Regions from separate parts of the Homo sapiens genome. Here region 2 is linked to region 1. A link is a loop called in an ENCODE intact Hi-C map of the cell type or tissue named here. Cell type or tissue: PC-3. All regions are shown on one strand.

Evidence for each region. A loop is a pair of places that touch in the nucleus more often than their neighbours do. Peaks named below come from ENCODE experiments on the same cell type or tissue, not always from the same donor. Only the 100,000 strongest peaks of a DNase experiment are listed, where the experiment ranks them.
Region 2: a loop joins it to region 1, with 2.7 times the contacts of the local background. A loop is called at or near these places in 25 of 110 quality-filtered maps.

What each region holds. Positions count from the first base shown.
Region 1 is chr2:48,588,190-48,590,689 of GRCh38, reverse strand. The region is part of intron 2 of STON1-GTF2A1L (STON1-GTF2A1L readthrough); the gene reads right to left. All of the region lies in intron 2 of STON1 (stonin 1), which reads right to left. Among named protein-coding and RNA genes, the nearest start is that of GTF2A1L, 28 kb to the left of the region's middle. In PC-3, a CTCF peak has its summit at 1,315 (motif pointing right); a DNase peak (open chromatin) is centred at 1,339.
Region 2 is chr2:48,530,005-48,532,504 of GRCh38, reverse strand. The region is part of intron 1 of STON1-GTF2A1L (STON1-GTF2A1L readthrough); the gene reads right to left. It overlaps STON1 (stonin 1), which reads right to left and starts at 2,351. Exons shown (of 4, transcript NM_006873.4): 1 at 2,289-2,351. RefSeq lists a silencer at 2,020-2,219 and an enhancer at 1,811-2,358. In PC-3, no CTCF peak of the experiment used is centred here; a DNase peak (open chromatin) is centred at 1,124; H3K4me3 peaks cover 1,328 bases; H3K27ac peaks cover 1,252 bases.

The DNA.
Region 1 (2,500 bases):
TTTCAAAGATTTTAGATGGGGGTCATATAGTGTGTGTGTGTGTGTGTGTGTGTTATAAGGAAATGATCAATATTTTCATTGTAATCACTGCAGCAGCTTTACAAACATTCCATGATTCTGTTGCATTGTTCATAGCATCTCCATATCTAATGTGGCTATCTTTACTTAAATAAATGTATGAGATAAAGAGTAATTTCAAGAACCAGATTAAATTACTGTACCACTGACATAGCTAGAGAAAGAGCATTTCCATCAGAATATAGCTTTAGGCACAAAAACAAGAGTTTAAAGGATTTCACTTAATTCTTAAAAGATAAATTACCTTTCGTTCCATACAACCTGTTTCTTGTAGAGTGACTAATAGAATTCTAAGGCTGTAAAAAGCCTTGAGAAATCATCAATCAGTTAACCAACAGATGCTCATTAGCCATCTCTACCACTTACAGGAAGGGTAGGACAACAGTGGCCTCTGAGGTGCTCTTAACAACCTGATCACTGGAGGCAAGTGATAACTTCATTCTCATACACACACACCCAGAAAGATTGCAAACCCCATTACTCTTTTTAGTCCTCTGTCTGCAGTGAGGATACAGTAAGTTCATTTACACTTACTGCAGGCATTCTTCTGTCTTGTTATGGCAAAGTGGTTAAGGCTAGGGTTACAAATTGCTTATCTCTCTGAGCCTCAGTTTCTTCATCTAAAAATGTGGATAATGAGGATAACCTGAACCTTATAAGGGCTGTTGTGAGGATTAACCAGTTCATATGCATACAGCACTGGGGCAGTAGTATTCTATAGCAATATAGATGAGCCAGACATATTATTTTGCAAAGTGCTATTCAATTATAAAGCCAGTATTATTTAATTACTATAATTTTGCTAATAAAGGGACTGTGAATGTTACACATTCGGAGTTAAAAATTATACTACACATGATCTGATTTGATACTCACACTTTATAAGAAAAAATTATTTGGGGAAATTTTACGATGAAAATTGAAGAACTAAACCCAAATTGAAGACTTAGTGGTACAAAAAATGTCAGAAACAAAACCTTTCTACCTGCTTTTCTTTAAAAATGGTAAAAGCCTTTTTCCTTTCAAGTTTTCTGGCTTATTTTTTAAGGCTTTTGAAAATGCTAAATGCTCTACAATGTTTAGTAACACACTCCCTCTTCAGACTTTCTGCCCCACAGGGACAGGTGTCATGTCTGTCCTTAGCACAATGTCTGTCATGTTTGGGGCTTAACAGATTATTTTCAAATTCACCAATTAATGAATAAAAGATAGAGGAAAATCGTGTTGTCGCAGTGCTGACCACCAGGGGGAACTGTCCAGCTTTGGTCATTGTTCACTCAACATAATTCCTTTTCTTAGGACGGGGAATGTAAATCACAAAATCTTAGGTCTAGTTGATATCCAGTCCCTCCTGAACCAAAATATTTTACACCTGAAACTGAACTGTTAGAGGGCCGAAGGGAAAGAATAGCAAGAGGATGACAGAGTGGAGGAGGAGAGAGCAACCAACGTGCTGATGACAGGGCAGAAGAAAAAAAGAGAAAAGTCGAAAAATTGGGAAGTTAGAGGTAGATATATTTAATTGCTCCTCCACCACTCTCATTCCCCTTAATAATTCTGTGCCACCATATACACCTCCTCTGGCTAACCAGCATCCTCATTTGTCTTCAGCTGTCTTTCTCTTTCTTCCTTTCTCTTTCTCTCTCTATCACCCCAACAAAGCCTAAGCTCCTCTGCTGTCATTCACACCTTAGTATGAATGAAGTCTGTGAGCTAGTGCCTCAGGCAAACCTTTGTTGCAAAATGAAAGACCTGCCCACTGTCAAAGGAATACTAAGCATTGACAAGCTGGTTAGAAGGGACATTAAGGGACCAGCAGCCCTCCCCACCTTTCCAGAAATCACAGGTGATTTCCCCAGTAAAAAAGGTCAATCCTGATCCCTCAAATTCCCAGGAAGGAAAAAAAATTTAAAAAAAAGTTTTATAATTAGAACATAGTAGACTAGTTTATATGTTCTTGCCAGGTGCGGTAGGTAGCTTATACCTATAATCCCAGCACTCGGAAGGCCAAGGCGGGTGGGTTGCCTGAGCTGAGAAGTTCGAGACCAGCCTGAGCAACACGGCAAAACCTCATCTCTACCAAAAATACAAAAAATTAACCAGGTGTGATGGCACGTGCTGTGGTCCCAGCTACTTGGGAGGCTGAGGTGGGAGGATGGCTTGAGCCTGGGAGGTAGAGGTTGCAGTGAGCTGAGACCTCGCCACTGCACTCCAGTGCTATTCATTCAGTTTCCATTTTCGAAGTATCTTTTCAAATAATGCAAAGTTTTCCGAGACAATCTTGAAAAGGATAAAATTTTAAAGAGCTTTTTAAAAACTTTATGTTCTCTAAATACACAACTGATCTAAAAGTCATATAGAAAAATAGAGATGCATTCTGGGATCCTGCTATTCTAAGCGTATTCCTTGGGCCAGATGCATT
Region 2 (2,500 bases), 58 kb after region 1:
TTCTAAGCAACAGGGCCAAACAAGCTCAGAATTTATGGACTTACTTTTGTTGTTTTTTTTTTTTTTTGGACTTACTTTTTGAATGGAAGTCACAGTCACAACACTTGCCTATCAATTATTTATTTATTTATTTATTTATTTATTTATTTATTTATTTAGACAGAGTCTTGCTGTGTCGCCCAGGATGGAGTGCAGTGGTGTAATCTCGGCTCACTGCAACCTCCGCCTCCCAGGTTCAAACGATTCTTCCGCCTCAACCTCCCAAGTAGCTGGGAATTACAGGTTCCCGCCACCTGGCCCAGCTAGCTTTTGTATTTTTAATAGAGACGGGGTTTCATCAGGTTGGCCAGGCTGGTCTCGAACTCCTGACCTCAAGTGATCTGCCCGCCCCGGCCTCCCAAAATGCTGGGATTATAGGCATGAACCCCGTGCCCTGCCTTAATGATGTTGTGCCCTGCCTTAATGATGTTTTGAGACCACAATAAAACCTAACTGATTCATACCAATGGGGAACTGTCAAACTGCATCAGTGGAGAGAAGTGAATTACATCCTTTTTAACATAAACTCTTTTATTTCCAGTAGAATTCAAATAAAATAAAATCTTTATTTCCAAATGGTTCAATACTTGGACCTGTTTTTTAAGGGGTTGTTCAGAATCTGATCTACTACATTTGTTACAACCACATTTATTGTTTGTATGGAAACAGGAATGGCTAAAGTTTTGAGAAGTGTGTTCTTCCTAAAAACGTAAAACATTCAACATCCCCCAGCAACCATGCTCACACAGTTCGCTCCTTGGTAGAGCTTTTTCTTCCCAGATCATGTGGAAGAAAACCCCAGCTCAGGCTGCTCCCGGCTGCTCTGGTTCTGAGTGAGTGTGCAGAGGTTTGCAATATCAGCCCAGGTCAAGCCCTGAAAAATCTCTCCAGACTCCAGACTTGATCTGTCCAGACCCATCCGAGAATTAACAGGCTCCCCATCGTGCCCACAGAAGCAAGACTGTCATGGAAACACTGATTCAACCATAATAACTACTGACAGAAAAACCACACAAATGAACTAAACAATTCTTCCACCCAATCAGAGTCCAGGGGAGTCCATAGCCTCAGGATTAAAATAAGTAGGGCTGTTTTTATTATGTGGTCCAGCTCGTTTGAGCCTCTCCCATTGCCTTGTTTTCACAGCTCCCTTTTATGAGAAAGAAAGTGGGGGTGGGGGAGTTGGGAGGGAGACTAGAGCTATGCAGACGGGAATGCCAGGCTGGGAATACCAACAAACAGTGTGCTGCATGTCAGGCAAATTAAAACTTCTAGCCTGGAGGAGGCTGTAATCGTGTTTGCGGTTAGTCTGAAAACAAGCTACACTGAACTTCTATCTCCCAGGAAAACAGTCGAGTGTGGACTGAAGTCAAAAATGAGTATTTTTAGCAAGCATTCTCTCTCTTCCGTTTATTTTCTTCCTTCTTCTGTCTTTAGATATTAGAAACGCTAATTACATGAAGTATCATTATTATTCGAAGAAAGCACAGTTAGAAGGGTTAAAAATAAAAAGATGCCAAACCAACAGAAGCAGTACAATCCTAAGGAGGAATATATTTTAATTTTTCCCTGTACCCACGAGGTTCAGTTTGTGGGTCCAAGGGACCCAACCCCAATACCCAGTGAATGGTCATACCTGCAGGAAATATTTGGGCCAGTGTGGTGGCCCCCGCGGCTGTGGCCCCGTGGCCTGGCTCCTTGCCTTCCAGGGCAGGAGGGGACTCCGGGCTGCAGGCACAGGCTAAGGTCCGAGCTGAGGTACCAGGGAGCGGGGAGGGACAACAGCCCAAATAACAGCAGTCAGAAGGAGGAGGGAGTCCGGGAGCGGGAGAGAGACACAGAGACCCCGAGGGAGGCGTGAGGGGCGCAGAGCTGGTGGCCCGGGTCCGAGAGGTCGAGGGGCCGCGCGCGGGTGAGAACGAGCCCCGGCCCCCGCCCTCGGAACTGAGTCGATATTCCTTTTTTTGCTGTTTGAGTTTTCTCTTTAGAGTCGGACCCCGGTCCCAGCAGCAGTCTCAGAACAGAGGGGAGCCGAGGAGTCCCTGCCGGGAGGCCATCCCTCTGCGGGCCCCAGGGCGCCCCTGGGGGCGGCCAGGGCGGGCGCGGGGAGATGGGGAGGCGCCGAGCGGCCCTGGAGATGCCCGCGTCCCGGGGCGCCCGCAAACTTTCCCAGACACGGCGGGAGGCCCCACCCTGGAGAGGGGGGGTCCCAGGCCTCCCGTCTCTGTCCCCTGGGGCTGGTCACTCACCGGCAGCGCGGTTGGGGCTCCGATTCTGGCCGCAGCCAGCCACACCAGGAGGCGGAGGAAGAGGAGGGGGAGGAGGAGGGGGAGGAGGAGGGGGAGGAAGACCCGGGGCCGCCGAGTGGAGGGCGGGGAGGGGCGGCCGCGGCGCAGTGACTCCTCCCGCTCCCGCCCCCGCCCCCGCCCCTCCTCCCCTGCTGAGCCTCCCTTCTCTCTTC